Regions from separate parts of the Homo sapiens genome. Here region 1 is linked to region 2. The links are chromatin loops, found by intact Hi-C in ENCODE. Cell type or tissue: CD14-positive monocyte. All regions are shown on one strand. Links, peaks and the distances in the headings refer to the core of each region. The heading gives the core; the rest is flanking DNA.

Evidence for each region. A loop is a pair of places that touch in the nucleus more often than their neighbours do. Peaks named below come from ENCODE experiments on the same cell type or tissue, not always from the same donor. Only the 100,000 strongest peaks of a DNase experiment are listed, where the experiment ranks them.
Region 1: it touches region 2 in a loop (4-fold over the local background); 5 of 110 quality-filtered maps call a loop at or near these places.

The regions. Positions count from the first base shown.
Region 1 is chr3:113,779,315-113,787,654 of GRCh38, forward strand. It overlaps ATP6V1A (ATPase H+ transporting V1 subunit A), which reads left to right. Exons shown (of 15, transcript NM_001690.4): 3 at 1,736-1,864; 4 at 4,910-5,124; 5 at 5,382-5,519; 6 at 6,918-7,069. Among named protein-coding and RNA genes, the nearest start is that of ATP6V1A, 36 kb to the left of the region's middle. In CD14-positive monocyte, for the core only: no CTCF peak of the experiment used is centred there; DNase peaks (open chromatin) are centred at 4,257 and 4,817; H3K4me3 peaks cover 1,093 bases; H3K27ac peaks cover 2,631 bases.
Region 2 is chr3:113,827,018-113,835,357 of GRCh38, forward strand. It overlaps a transcript of GRAMD1C not described here. Among named protein-coding and RNA genes, the nearest start is that of GRAMD1C, 7.6 kb to the right of the region's middle. RefSeq lists an enhancer at 3,881-4,030. In CD14-positive monocyte, for the core only: no CTCF peak of the experiment used is centred there; a DNase peak (open chromatin) is centred at 3,754; H3K4me3 peaks cover 1,433 bases; H3K27ac peaks cover 1,661 bases.

The DNA.
Region 1 (8,340 bases), core at 309-8,308, 48 kb before region 2:
TATTAACTACCTGTGGGAAAGAAGTCTTAGGACCCAAACTTTATGTCCATTCTGCCAAAACATGGAGTGCTGCTTTTTAAATAATAAATCTTACGCCAGTATTTGTTTTGTTATTGAATACTCCCACTACACAATGTGATTCACAGTCACAGTTTCTCTAAGTAAAACCTGGTCAGTGATGTATTATCCTTAAAACCTCATGCTATATAGTCTTTTTCTTGTTCTAGTTAGAGTAGTGGTGATGACAGTTTTTTGATGTTTACGCAAATGAAGACTGTCAGTCACTGTGCCTCTTTTTTCTCCCCCAAGAACTTGGTGTTTGAGCTTGATTTCATTGGCAGGTCATTAAAAGGTTATCAGTATCTTTTGCCATGCAGAGAAATAATTGTCCTCTCAATGATCATAAGGGTCTTCAGGATGGACAGACTAAACCCAAGAACCTTTAGAGAAAAGGCAAAAGAACATCAGAGAGTTTAGGAAAAAATATTCTGTGAAACTGTGTAGTAAACTGCTCCTGGAAACAATTTTTATTTTATTTTAAAAATTTTTTTAAATTTTACTTTAAGTTCTGGGATACATGTGCAGAAAGTGTAGGTGTGTTACATAGGTATACATGTGCCATGGTGGCTTGCTGCACCTATCAACCTGTTACCTAGGTTTTAAGCCCCACGTGCGTTAGGTATTTGTCCTAATGCTCTCCCTCCCCTTGCCTCCTGCAATTTTTAATTCTTAAGTACTTAATAAGGTAATGGAACAATGGCATCCTTTTTTGGCTTATGAAATATGATTTTTAAATTTCATTATCTCTGGTATTTCAGTGCATCTTAATTCTTAAGTAGTCGGCATAGAGGTAAATATTTATAGAATGAATAAGTCTTCATTGTTTTTACACAGGTTAATTAACTCATAAAGCTTTAATAGTTTCCACTGAAGTATTACCTATAACATAGTTCTAATCAGTTGTATCAGAAGGCTAAATATTAAAAATTGGTTTATTCTTACACGTGTCTAAAAATATGGCAACCTTCCTTCCCTGCTAGAAAAGTAATTTTTGCTTACTAGACCACATGGTCCAAAATAGTAAGTTCAGTAAATGGAATTCCATTGACAATTTCTTACCCAATGGTGGTGACTGATTATAAATATCCTTACGGCCTATGAAAAAAATTTTGTAGATGTGTGTGTGAGTTTTTCTAGTAGAGCTATTATTAGTTTTTGAAAAGGGTCCATGTCCCAGAAGAGTTTTAAGAACTACTGCTATAAGTTATTAGAAAGTAAACATGTTGCTTTAGGTCTGTCTCTCAAAGGAAATGGTAACAGCACAGCGAAGTGATAATTGTGTGGCATTCTACCATACTACTAGCCAAACCATTTATTCCAATTTCTACTTTTAAAAGTTTTTTTTATTGTTCCAAAGCCTTCACTCCATGTATCATAGCAACTCTCAGAACATACCTGAATCCTACCAGGTAAGTTTGCCATGCAGAACTTGAAATGTTTGAAAAGTTTTCATGTATATTATGTAAATAAATAATCTTTGGCTTACCTCTTTATATTATACACTAAAATATATATCTATGTGAAACTACCAGTATGTTCCATAGTAGGTTTTTATCCTTCTTATGAATATATGAGAGAGGCACAATACTGGGTTTATTGGGTGTTTTAATTATTTGTGACTATTCACAGAGCACTAGAGTCTTAAGTCATCAAAATAGTCTTTTGTTCTCTTCAGTGGTTACAGCCTGTGACATGGCGGGTGCAGCCATGTATGAGCTGGTGAGAGTGGGCCACAGCGAATTGGTTGGAGAGATTATTCGATTGGAGGGTGACATGGCTACTATTCAGGTGTATGAAGAAACTTGTATCCTTTTTGGCTCAATTTCCTGCCACTTTCTATATTTCAAAATTTAAGGATTTAGGCCAGGCATAGTGCCTCACACAAAGTAATCCCAGCACTTTGGGAGGCAGGCAGGTGGATCACCTGAGGTCAGGAATTTGAGACCAGCCTGGCCAACATGGTGAAACTCCATCTCTAATAAAAATACAAAAATCAGCTGGGTATAGTGGCAGGCGCCTGTAATCCCAGCCGCTTGGGAGGCTGAGGCAGGGGAATCGCTTGCACCCTGGAGGTGGGAGGTTGCAGTGAGCAGAGATCGCACCACTGCACTCCAGCCTGGGCAACAGAGTGAGACTCCATCTCAGAAAAGAAAAAAAAAATTGAGGATTTAAGCCAAAGGTGGAAGCAGCAAAGCAGCAACAACTAATGATATTAGAAGCATGAAATGCTGGTGTTGTGAAGAGACCTGAATTATGCAGGAGTATGTTAAAGAAAGAGAGAAAAGTACTATGAATTGGTACTCTTATTTTAAGAAATTAGTATCTTCTGAACTTTCATTGCTCTTACTGCTTCAGTAATTCATGAACTTAAGGGGGACCAAGTGAATTTTTTCTTCATTGGGACGCATATTGTAGAAGAAAGCGTAAACAGAATAACAATATTGACTTGTGAGGTTAAAATTCTCTAATTATGATTTCAGTTTAAAATAGTAAGTCCACAAATAAAACGGTCACCATTCTTTTGATAGCACTGAGTGACATATTACATTTCAGTTTTATTACTAGGAAAGCTTTACTATTTGGTTATCATAATTTTGGCTTTTAAACATAGTATTTATTTTCAATTTTCTATGAAAAATAAAGGGTTAAGCCTAGTGAAGAAGAACCACTTTTTTAGTGCTTCTATATGTGTTTTACTTTGATTCTCAAAATCAGCATTAATTCTTTGAGTATTTAATCAAGATTTATTTGGTACGACGTTTTTGCCATTCTAAAACACATGCGTGCAGATAACTAGTCTCTTTATAGTACTAGGTGCCAATTTAAAACAAAATCATCTAGAAATTTTAAATAAAAATAGAAGTTTTTGTAGCTATGAAATTGTGACTAATCAGAAATATTTTTTCTATTTTTACTTTTATCTTTTAATCTGTTTAATCTTTTTCATGGCTTGAAGATTTAAAATAAATGAAAATGTAAACAGTGACAACCCTCCTTGCCTTTGTTGTCTTGTATCTAGCCGTTTATCAAAACACATACACACCTCCATGCACACATGGAACCACATTTATAGCTCCCTTTATTTTATATCCTTCTAGTTTAGTAATTACATACATGAGCAAATACAAATATTTGTATTTTTCTTTCCTTTCTCTCTCTCTCTCTCTCTATATATATATATACATGTGTATATATATACGTATATATATACACATATATATATATATACATATATATATGGTTTTTTTGTTTGTTTGTTTGCTTTTTGAGACAGAGTCTCACTCTGTCGCCCAGGCTGGAGTGCAGTAGCATGATCTCGGCTTACTGCAACCTCCGCCTCCCAGGTTTGAGCAATTCTCTGCCTCAGCCTCCCAAGTAGCTGGGATTACAGGCACGTGCCAGCATGCCCGGCTAATTTTTTGTATTTTTAGTAGAGATGGGGTTTCACCATCTTGGCCAGGCTGGTCTTGAACTCCTGACCTCACGATCCACCTGCCCCGGCCTCCCAAGATAGCATATTTTAGGTACTGTTATACACCTTGCTTTTTTTCACTTAAAAGTATGTGTATTCTAGAAGATAAATAGATATGTGATAAATATAGTAAAATGTTAAATATAGAACCTAGCTTGTAGAGACTGGGAGTCCACTGTAAAATTCTTTCAACTTTGTTGTTGTTCTGAAAATTTTCATAATCAAAATTGGAAATGAAAATACATAGTTTAGAGAGATTTCTAGAGGAATTCATGATAACTCTGGTTCTTTTTTTTACAGCCATATAACAATTCCATCATATAAATGTACCATTATTTACTTATCAATGTCTTAATGATAGAAGTTTTGGTTTCTAGTTTTTGGTTGTTATAAACAGTGCTACATTGTAAGTATAGTAAGAATTCACAGAAGTTGGATTCCTAGGTCACGACTTACCCATTTTGAATTTTGATAAATATTGCTAAATTGCTCTCAGGAAAAGTTGTACTGATTTTACTCCTGTCAACAAATGTGTAGAATAAAGTGGACTCATTATGCTTATTTATATATTTTATTCTTATTTGTATGTTTTCAAAATAACTTTATTCTTAAGATTTTAGGTTTTGTCCAAGTACTAATACCCTTATTAGGGGACTGATATTCCTCAGCAGCATATGTGAAGCAATGTATTAATGAGGGAGTTTTGCTTCTGTTTTTAGCCCTGTGGTTCCCAAACTTTGCAGAGTCATTCTGAGAAGCTGCAGCAAACTCATGTGGTGCCAGGATATTTAAAATTTTTGAGGCAAACACAGGAATGTTAGACATATTGTCAGACACCACATGAACTAGTAGCTTGAGATAATAAACAGTTTCATTATGTTGCTGTACTATATTTTTGTCAATGATGTCATATCTTTGCAAAGCTGAGTTTTTGGCAGTTGCTAAGCTACAAAAGCAGGTATCATGTGACAATCAAAATGGAACAAGTTTCCAATCTGATTGCAAGATTGGAAAATTATATAGTTCCCCAAGGGCATATACATTCATGAGAATTATGGATATTTAGGACTGAAATTAATATTATTTTTTCTTTCAACTTATGCATATATTTTTTCAAATTGCTACTCAGTTGTTAGGACGTATATACATATTAGGTTGTTTAGACATAACTGTTTAATAAATGCAAGTGTTAGATATATCTTTTGTCCTGGGACACTGAAAGAAGTTACTGAAAACACTATGAATCCTGTGAACTGAGAAAGTTTGGGAACTTCCGTTTTCACTTCTTGAGTGGCATTTCCTTGTTAAACTGTGGTATTTCCTGTTAATTGTGTCTTTAAACCTTCATAGTAGGTTTTCCTTAGCTGCTGTTTTTAGCTGGTGTGTCTGTTGGAGATCCTGTACTTCGCACTGGTAAACCCCTCTCTGTAGAGCTTGGTCCTGGCATTATGGGAGCCATTTTTGATGGTATTCAAAGACCTTTGTCGGATATCAGCAGTCAGACCCAAAGCATCTACATCCCCAGAGGAGTAAACGTGTCTGCTCTTAGCAGAGATATCAAATGGGACTTTACACCTTGCAAAAACCTACGGGTATGTCTGTGTAACCAAGAATTTCTGAAGTTATTGAAAGAATATAAAATGAATGTTTAGTAAACTACATTGTACTCTTAGTCCAAATAAAAATAGACTACAGAAGGATAGTTTAAAGTTTTTCTTAACTCTACTTCATGGGATTTTAGAACTAATGTTTTATTGATAAGTCAGGTAATTGATTTAAATTATAGCAGCAGGGGCAAGTCTACTTGACATTTATTTGCAAATTAAACAGCAAATACATTTATCTCTAGGTTGGTAGTCATATCACTGGCGGAGACATTTATGGAATTGTCAGTGAGAACTCGCTTATCAAACACAAAATCATGTTACCCCCACGAAACAGAGGAACTGTAACTTACATTGCTCCACCTGGGAATTATGATACCTCTGTAAGTATCATTTGAACTTTATCCTGCAGAGTGCCTCTATTTCTATATGATAGCTGCCCAGTTTTAGTGCCCTAAGTAATTAAAGAATTGATATTTAATACATAAGTTTTGAGTAACTCCTATAATTTTTGAAAGTTTTTGTTTGTTTATTTTTAACTTGGATTTAGGGATGAAAAAGCAGAACATAGTATTTCTTTTTAAAGAAATGTAACAGTTTTCTACCATATTAACTGATGCTACATTTATTTAAAGCCCTAGTTGTTTAGGCATAGAATAGACTTTGATTTTAATGGTGTATCAATATTCACATAGTAATTATATAATGGGACCGGGCATGTAGGCTCACGCCTGTAATCCCAACACTTTGGGAGGGCGAGATGGGCAGAGCACAAGGTCAGGAGATCGAGACCAGCCTGACCAACATGGTGAAACCCTGTCTCTACTAAAAATACAAAAATTAGCCAGGCGTGGTGGCGCACGCCTGTAATCCCAGCTAGTTGAAAGGCTGAGGCAGGAGAATCGCCTGAACCTAGGAGGCGGAGGTTGCAGTGAGCTGAGATCGTGCCATTGCACTCCAGCCTGGGTGACAGAGCGAGACTCCATCTCAAAAAAATAAAAATAATTAGTATTATTATTATATAATGGATTATTTGAATTCTCTTTTTTTCTTTTCTTTTTTTTTTTTTTTTTTTTGAGACAGGGTCTTGCTGTGTTGCCCAGACTGGAGTGCAGTGGTGCAATCATAGCTCACTGTAGCCTCAACCTGCTGGGCTCAAGCAGTTCTATCACCTCAGCCTCCCAAGTACCTGGGACCACGGGCACATGCCACCATGCCCAGTTAATTTTTTTTTTTTGAGATGGACTCTTGCTCTGTCACCAGGCTAGAGTGCAGTGGCGCGATCTCGGCTCACTGCATCCTCTGCCTCCTGGGTTCAAGCGATTCTCCTGCCTCAGCCTTTCAAGTAGCTGGGATTACAGGCCTTTACTTATATTTAACTATTTCTTTGTTGCTTAATATACTTCTTTCTTTCTTTTTTTTTTTTTTTTTGTTTTAGGAGATGGGGTGTCACTATGTTGCCTGGGGTGCTGGAACTACTGGGCTTAAGCAATCCTCCTGCCTCAGTTTTCTGAGAAGCTGGGATTACAGTCACAAGTCTGATATACTCCTTTCTAACTCAGAAATTTTGTTTGTAATTATTAAAAAAGTAATAAATGCACCAGGTTAAAAAAAAAAAAAAGCTAAGACTATATATAATTAATTATAATAAAAAGTATAAATCTCCCTTTGCACTTACATGTATCACCTTCCTAACCCCAAGGAGAATCGGGTTACTTTGATTTTGAAGGAAGAAATGTTCACAAATTTGACCATACTAAAATCCTACTGTATTTCTATAGGATGTTGTCTTGGAGCTTGAATTTGAAGGTGTAAAGGAGAAGTTCACCATGGTGCAAGTATGGCCTGTACGTCAAGTTCGACCTGTCACTGAGAAGCTGCCAGCCAATCATCCTCTGTTGACTGGCCAGAGAGTCCTTGATGCCCTTTTTCCGTAAGTTTGAGATGTGTCCCACGATTTTCCCTCAGAGTTATTATATGTGCTTATGTTTTTATTATCTTTATAGATAAAGGGCTTATGTGTTTAACACTATAATACATTTTATCTAGAGTAATAATGGTGAATTAAATATTTTTATCTATTGCTAGCACTTATTATAAATTCAAACCATTGAAGATTTACTTTTTTCATGGTTGCCCCCAGAAAGCATTATTTCTGAAACTTTTCTGGAAAAATTAAATTTGCTGAAGAAAATCTGTACCAAAACATTTACTTTTTTCATGGTTGCCCACAGAAAGCATTATTTCTGAAACTTTTCTGGAAAAATTAAATTTTCTGAAGAAAATCTGTACCAAAACAATGTAACTCTGTTTCTTCTTCTTCTTCTTTTTTTTTTTTTTAATTGAGACAGGATCTCACTCTGTCGCCCAGGCTAGAGTGCAGTGGCATGATCTCAGCTCACTGCAACCTCTGCCTCCCAGCTCAAGCAATCCTCCTCCTGCCTCACCCTCCTGAGTAGCTGGGACCACAGGCATGCACCACCACACCTGGCTAATTTTTTGTATTTTTGGTAGAGACCGGGTTTGACTATGTTGCCTAGGCTGATCTCAAACTTCTGAGCTCAAGTGATCCACCTGCCTTGGCCTCCCAAAGTACTAGGATTACAGGCGTGAGCCATTGCACCCGGCCACCATGTTTCTTAAGTTATTCTAGACTGGGAACCAAGACAGAAGCCCCACCCAAATAACTGGGATAACATTTGGAAGAGGGAAAGAAAATAGTACAGAATGTGCTTCTAAGTGCTGTAGTGTACTCATAGCTCTGCAGAAACAAGGCTTTAATCTGATTTTTGGTGAAGGAAATCTCTGTAGTCATCACGGGATCCAGGGGATCAGTTTAGTCCCAAACTCCATGCCTGGGATAAATCAAACTGAGAAGCAAGCAACATGAATACCTAACTTTAAGTTTGATGCTGGATCTACTTCTAGATTTAAAATTATTAAATAATTCAGATGACAAAGCAGGGGGAAAATGCCCTGTTTCATGGCAAAGAAGTAAATACTCCAATATCTGTAGCTTTCAACTGATGTCTATTTTTGGCTTAAGCCTCTCTGTAACCAATTATATAATTTTACGGTAAACTGATTTTGTGATGTACAAAGTTCAAATGATTCAAGTATAAATTATTACCAAGCAATTTATTATGTCACTCAATAAACCAAAAGCATGCACAGGAATAGATCTCCCAGCATAAAGGATGTATT
Region 2 (8,340 bases), core at 202-8,201:
AGCTCGGCCTCCTGGGTTCATGCCATTCTCCTGCCTCAGCCTCCCGAATAGCTGGGACTACAGGTGCATGCCACCACGCCCGGCTAATTTTTTGTATTTTAGTAGAGGAGGGGTTTCAACACCATGTCGCCCAGGCTGGTTGTGAACTCCTGAGCTCAGGCAATCTGCCTGCCTCGGCCCCCCAAAGTGCTGGGATTACAGGCGTGAGCCACCGCACCCAGCCAACAAAATCTTCTATAACCTAAGTTCTTTGAGTTTTCTCTGAAAATTCTCTAAAAATCTTTCTTCATCTTGTTCTAACTCAAGGGTGTCCAATCTTTTGGCTTCACTGGGCTGCATTGGAAGAAGGATTGTCTCAGACCACATATAAAATACACTAACACTAGGCCGGGCACAGTGGCTCATGCCTGTAATCCCAGCACTTTGGGAGGCCGAGGCAGGCGGATTGCCTGAGCTCAGGAGTTTGAGACCAGCCTGGGCAACACGGTGAAACCCCGCCTCTACTAAAATACAAAAAATTAGCCGGGCGTGGTGGCATGCACCTGTAGTCCCAGCTACTCAGGAGGCTGAGGCAGGAGAATTGCTTGAACCCGGGAGGCAGAGGTTGCAGTGAGCCAAGATCGCACCACTGCACTCCAGCCTGGGTGACAGAGCGAGACTCCATCTTAAAATAAAATAAAATAAAATACACTAATACTAATGACAGCTGATGGCAAAAAACTCTCATAATATTTTAAGAAAGTTTACGAATTTGTGTTGGGCTGCATTCAAAGCTGTCCTAGGACGCATGTGGCCTGTGGGCCACGGGTTGGACAAGCTTGCACTGATACTTGGTTTTCCCCTGAAACTTGAGAGGAAACGGCTTTCCCTGAAGCCCTCTCAAGTGGTGTCTGTTTCCTCTCCCACACCATCATATCACTTGTAACTTCCCATTGATCTGGCCTTCTTTGATCCTGGCCTCCATTGGCCTCCAATCAATAAGGCCTCCATTGATCCTGGCCTCTATCATTCATGCCCTGTGGAGTCACCTCCCTCAGTGAATCAGAGCTGACTGACCCCAATAGAATGCGGTGTAAATGATAGTCTATAACTTCCAAGGTTAGGTCATAAACGGCACTGTAGTCCTCACCTTGGTATCCTGGATTACCTGCTCTGAGGAAAGGCACTGCCATGCAATGAGGACTGAAGCAGCTCTGTGAAGATGTCCATATGGAGAGGAATTGAGGTCCCAAACCAATAGCCAGTACCAGGTGCCCGGCCATGTAAGTGAGACACCATAGAAGTGGATCCTCCAGCCACTATCAGGTCTTCTGATGACTGGATATCCACTTGATTAAGGGCAACCTCTGAAAGCCCATGAGCTAGAACTGAGGAGCTGAGCTGCTCCAGGTTCCTGACCCACAGAAACCATGAAATAATGAATGATTATTGTTTTCAGCCACTAAGGTTTTGGGTGATTTGTCATGCAACTATAGTAGCTGGAGCACCAATGGGCCCAAGAAAAAGTGATTGTCTTCTTTTTTCCTATTACTTCCAGACTCTTTTCCTTCACTCTTCCCTAACACTCTATCTTTGAATTTCATGTCAGAACACTATGCCACCAGTTGCCTTTTCTTATTGGAGTCATCTATAAACTCACAATCCATGTTCCCTTTTTCATTGAAGATTTTTGCTCCTTGCTCATGTCGCTTTCTTCTACCCTACTCTTTCTGCACTTGGTGATTTCAATAGCCACTAAGGTTATACTTTCAATTCCTGGTTTCTTAGTGCCTTGTCCTCTGCCCCAACAATCTGAACCACCACTCCTGTCAGCCACCCACTCTCATGCTCATATCATAGAACTTATCATTATAACTGCAATTTGTCCACAATCTCAGTTTCAAGTACCATTTGTATCTTTCCAACTCATCACTTCTATCACCAGCAGTCCTTTAATCTCAACTAGATTTACAAACATTTAATCCTCACACTTTCATTGGCCTTGACACTCTTATGACCTTATTTTGCTTCTTAACCCTGCTTGGACTCCAGGGGCAATCATTATTGCCAAATCCTTGCATACATACTTATCTCCCTTGCTTCTCTTGTGACTTAGCGTACTTGCCTGGTAAAAATCAACCTTAGGCTGGGTGCAGTGGCTCACATCTGTAATCCCAGCACGAGGGAAGGCCAGAACAGGAGGATCATTTGAGGCCAGGAGTTAAGACCAGTCTGGGCAACATAGGGAGGCCCAGTCTGTACAAAACAAACAAACAAACAAACAAACAAAACTCCCCAAAACCTAGCTGGATGGGGTGGTGTGGGCCTGTGGCCCCAGGTACTTGGAAGGCTGAGGTGGATCACTTGAGTCCAGAAGGTTAAGACTGCAGTGAACAGTGATCATGCCACTACACTTTAGCTTGGGTAATAGAGAGAGACCCTGTCTCAAGAAACCCTCCAAAACCTCCAACTAAATCCAACTGTGTCCATTCTGTGTTTGCATTTGTGCAACTACAAAAAAAAAATGACACAACTGTGGAGGGTGGTTTCACTTTATTTATTGAGTTATAATAGTTTTTAATTACTTGAAATAAGAAAGTTGCAAGAATAGTGCAAAGGCTTCCCATAAAACTTTTACTCAGATTTTCATGTTTGCTTTATTTATTATTCTCTCTTGGCACACAATTTTTTTTTCTGAAACATTTGGGTGAGCTAGATCAAATATATCAGTGTACAAAGTCATACGTCACTTAACAACTGGGATATGTTCTGAGAAATGCGTCATTAGGCAATTTTGCTGTTGTGCCAACATCCTAGAATGTACTTAAAGAAATCTAAATGGTAGAGCCTACTGAGGTGATGTTGTTGTCTGGGGTAATACCTGAGGTTCGTTGTCCCACGGTCATGGAAAACAAGGACGCAGACAAACCAGGGTGAGGTTCAGAGCAGAAGTTTAATAGGCGAAATAAAGAGAAAAGCTCTCTCTGCTGCAGAGAGAGGGGCCCCAGAGAATATGGGTTGCTGCTTCCATGGTGAAATGCAGAAGGTTGAATAGATGATCTTGGGGAGGTGGTATCTGATTTATATAGGGCACAAAAGATTGGTCGGACCAGGTGTGTCATTTGCATAGCACACGAAGAACTGGTTAGGACTAGGTGTGCGGTTTGCACAGCATGCAAAGAAGCTGGCCACTCCACCCTAATCTTTTATTATGGAGATGGGTTCTCTACATGGCCAGGCACCATGTTGCCTGCCTCTTTACTGTACACGTGGTGACAAAGAAAAGAGAAGAGGACCCTCCCTGTTGAACATGCCTGGCATCCAGGTAGCCCTTTTCTATTGGCACTGAGGCTGGCATTCACCTGTGCAAGCTTTTTAGCTTGCTTATCTATGTTTGCGGCTTGATTTTTCAGGCTGCTCTTTGTTAGAAAAGAAATGTTTTGGTGGCTGCTTTTTGTTAAAAGGGGAGTTCCACCGAGGACTCTTACCCTTACTATCTGCCTAAATTCTATCTCCTGTATTACTACTACACACTTAGGCTATATGGAATAGCCTATTGCTCCTGAGCTATAAACCTGGACAGCATGTTACCATGCTGAATACTGAAGACAGCTGTAACACAATGAGAAGTATTTGTGTATCCAAACATAGAAAAAGTACAGTAAAAATATTGTACTATAATCTTATGGGACCACTGTTTTCTTGTGGTTCACTGTTGAATGCAGTGACTGACACATTGTTATGCAATGCATGACTGCACTTCCTAAAACAAGCACATCCCCATACCTAACCATAGTACAATTATAACAAACAGGAAATTGTATGGGCATGGTGACTCATGCCCGTAATCCCAGCACTTTGGGAGGCCAAGGCGGGTGGGTCACCTGAGGTTAGGAATTCGAGGCCAGGGTGACCTGTAAAAACCCCATCTCTACTAAAAATACAAAAATTGGCCTGGCATGATGGTATGCACTTGAGACTACTCCGGAGCATGAGACAGGAGAATTGCTTGAACCCAAGAGGCAGAGGTTGCAGTGAGCTGAGATCGCACCACTGCACTCCAGCCTGGGTGACAGAGCAAGACTCTGTCTCAAAAAACAAAAACAGGAAATTAACACTGAGTCAATACTATAATGTAACCTACACTTTATTCAAAGTTTTCCAGTTGTCCCAGTAATGTTCTTTATAACAACAACAACAACAAAATGTTTCTGGTTCAGGATCCAAGACAAAATCGCACATTGTATTTAGTTGCTATATATCTTTAGTGTTCTTTAGTATGAAAGAACACTTCAGTCTTTCTTTGCCTTTTATGAGTTTGATGTTTTTGAAGAGTTCAAGTAATGTCCCTCAATTTCAGTTTGTCTGTTTCCTCACAATTAGATTCAGAGTATGCATTTTTGGCACTGTATATTGTTTTGCACCTTACTTTTTTTTAATGTGACAAAATTTTTTGTAGATCTTTATATATCAGTGCATAAAGAGTTTCCTCATTCTTTCTTGGCCATTACTTCTTCAAATATTCTTTCTTTCTTCTCTCCTGGAATTCCCATTTTGTATATGTTGGTCTACTTGGCAGTGTCTTACAGGTCTTATGGGTTCTGTTCATTTTTCTTCACTTTTTTTTCTTTCTGCTCCTCAGACTGAATAATCCCAATTGACCCACCTTCAAGTTGCTGATTTGTTCCTCTGTCTGCTCAAGTCTATTTGAATTACTCTAGTGAATTTCTCATTTCAGTTATTGTATTTTTCAGCTCCAGAGTTTCTATGTGGTTCCTTTTGTAATTTATATCTCTTTATTGATATTCTTCATTAGGTGAGACATTGTTCTCATGGGTCTCTTTTGAATTTGATTTCTTTTAGCTCTTTGAGCATATATGAAATAGTTGATTTAAAGTTTTGTTTGCCTAATGCTCAGGCTTCATTAGGGGCTGTTTCTATTATTTTTCTCTGTATATGGGTCAAACTGTCTTGTTTCTTTGTGTACCTTATAATTTTTTGTTGAAAACTGGACATTTTGAATATTATAATGCAGCAACTTTGTTTTTTTTGAGACAGAGTCTTACTCTGTCGCTCAGGCTGGAGTGCAGTGTGCAGTGGTGTGATCTCGATTCATTGCAGCCTCCATTTCCCCAGTTCAAGAGAGTCTCGTGCCTCAGCCTCACGAACTACAGGCACCCACCACCAGGCCTGGCTAATTTTTGTGTTTTTAGTAGAGATAGGGTTTCACCATGTTGGCCCGGTTGGTCTTGAACTCCTGACCTCAGGTGATCCACCTGCCTCAGCCTCCCAAAGTGCTGGGATTACAGGCATGAGCCACTGTGCCTGGCATAATGCAGCAACTTTGAAAATCAGGTTGTACACCTCCCCAGGTTTTACTGTTGCTGCTTATTTTAGCATTTATTTGTGGTTTGTTAGTATCTTTTATAAACTACTTTTTTATGTTATGGTAAAATATACACAAGATAAAATTAACCATTTTATCCATTTCAAGTATGGTTCAGTGACATTACGTGCATTTATATTGTGTAATGATCACATCTCCAGAACTTTTTCTTCACCCCAAACTGAAACTTTGAACCAGTTAAATAAAGCCCCATTCTGCCCTCTTCATAGCCCCTGGAAACCACCATTCTACTTCCTTTCTCTATGAATTTGACTACTCTAGGTACCTCATACAAGTCAAACTAATTTTGTAAAGTTTGTATTCTTTGTTTTATGTGGCCACATAAGTCTCTGTTCTGTCAGATTAGAAAAAAATAAAAACCGAGGAAGAAAAATACATACAGAAACAAGCAATTATCTTCCAGTCTTTGCAGACTGGCTTTCTGTGTGTGCTGGGTATGCCTGTAACACCCAGCCAGGCAGTTTATATCTCTGCCTTAGCCGAGCAAAAAGTCAGCCAGAGGTGGAAGTTTAGGGCCTTCTTAGGTCTTTTCTGAGCATGTTCCCAGCTTTGGGCATGGATGTGGCCTTCTGGATTCCCAGGAATTTGTGAGAGTTTTTCAAAGCCCTTATTCAGATTGTCCATTGTTTGCCTGAACTGTTATCCCTTGCCCCAAGTGATACTGGTAATATATTTGCCTTCAAATTTTTTCTTTTCTTTTCTTTCTTTCTTTCTTTCTTTTTTTTTTTTTTTGTGTGTGTGCGTGTGTGTGTGTGACGAGTTTTGCTCTTGTTTCCCAGGCTGGAGTGCAATAGTGCTGTCTTGGCTCACTGCAACCTCTGCCTCCTGGGTTCAAGCAATTCTCCTGCCTCAGCCTCCCAAGTAGCTGGGATTACAGGCTTGTACCACCACGCCCAGCTAATTTTTGTATTTTTAGTAGAGATGGGGTTTCTCCATGTTGGTCAGGCTGGTCTCGAACTCCCAACCTCAGGTGATCTGCCCCCTCAGCCTTCCAAAGTGCTGAGATTACAGGCGTGAGCCACCATGCCCGGCCCAAATGTTTTCAATAAATACTCTACCTGCCCCCTCTACCAACATTCCCCCACCAACACCTGCCCAAGGCAGGTGTCCTACCCTTGGAAGAGTTCTGAGATAAAATAAGGCAAACAAGTCCTTGAGCCTTCAGGGAGCCACCAAACAGGTCAAAGCAAACAGATAACAATTCTTCGAGAATAAGGTCTGTACTGCTACCTCTGATACTACGAATCAGTACCAGGAATGTGGGCTATTGTAGAGTAGGGGATGGTACCAGGGTAAGTTAAAATAAAATGTCACAAAAGTCTTTTACTGAGACTCAGCTGTTTTTTCTTAATTAAGCATTCCCCTGATTGTGGTAAGGTTTTGGTGACATTCCAGATTTCCAAATAAATTGTTTCTGACAGCTCTTGCCACCTTTTTTGTTGCTTTTGTGGAAGTACAGACTTTTGAAGTTCCCCACTCTGCCATTTTCGTTGATGTTGCTCCTCCTCATTCTTTTAAAAATTATTATGAAACTGCACAGAATTCCAAATTCTAATGGATGGAGGTTTGTCATTTATTTAACCAGTCCTTTATTGATGATGATTTGTTTTCAATTTTTACTACCAACTATTCTTCTAGGAATAACTTTGGATTATTTTGCATGTGTGCAATTAAATCTATAGGAAAAATTGCAGAAGTTGGTACTGCTGAAGAGTATATGCATTTTGTAATTTTTGAAGCTATTGCCAAATTCGCTATATTACTTTACACCTCCATTATTATTATTATTATTTTGAGACAGAGTCTCACCCTGTCACCCAGGCTGGAGTGTAGTGGTGCAATCTTGGCTCACTGCAACTTCCGCCTCCTGGGTTCAAGCGATTTTCCTGCCTCAGCCTCCCAAGTAGCTGGGATTACAGGCGCCTGCCACCACGCCTGGCTAATTTTTGCATTTTAGTAGAGACAGGGTTTCACCATGATGGTCAGGCTGGTCTCGAACTCCTGACCTCAAAGGATCCACCTGCCTTGGTCTCCTGAAGTGCTGGGATTACAGGCATGAGCCACCGCACCCAGCCTCTACACTTCCATTATAAGAGTCCTGTATCCCCACGGTCTTGTCAGCAGAATGCGTTTTCAAATTTCTGTACTTTTTGTCAAACTAGTAAGTGAAAAATAGTATTTCAGTGTGGTTTTAATTTCTATGCTATTCTGAGTGAAACTGAGGATCTTTTATATTTTTAAGAGACATTTGCCCAGGCACGGTGGCTTACACCTGTAATCCCAGCACTTTGGAAGCCCAAGGAGGGTGGATCATGAGGTCAGGAGTTCGAGACGAGCCTGATCAGCATGGTGAAACTCTGTCTCTACTAAAAAAAAAAAAAAAAAAATTAGCTGGGCGTGGTGGTGGGCACCTGTTATCCCAGCTACTCCAGAGGCTGGGACAGGAGAATCGCTTGAACACAGGAGGTGGAGTTTGCAGTGAACTGAGGTCGTGCCATTGCACTCTAGCCTGGTGACAAAAGTGAAACTCCGTCTCAAAAAAAAAAAAAAAAAGACACTGATATTTCCTTTTCCATGAACTTTCTGACATATACTTTAACAATTTTAACTTGACTATGGTTTTTCCATATGTTTTTCTGGGAGCTGTTTACATATTAGTGTGATCTCACTTTAAATACATGACCATTAATCTCCTAATTAAGCATTCCCCTGATTGTGGTAAGCAGGGATTTCTGGGAGCTGTTTACATATTAGTGTGATCTCACTTTAAATACATGACCATTAATCTCAATGAGGCATTTGTGTTGCCCAGCAATGCTACTGTTTTACTGTTTTCCTAAAACATTAGTCAGTTCATTCACCTGTGCTCCTAAGTATTTCATAATTTCTCCTTTCTCTTCAAACTTCTAACAACTTTTCTTCCATATTCACTTTCACCTTATGTTCTATTTCAC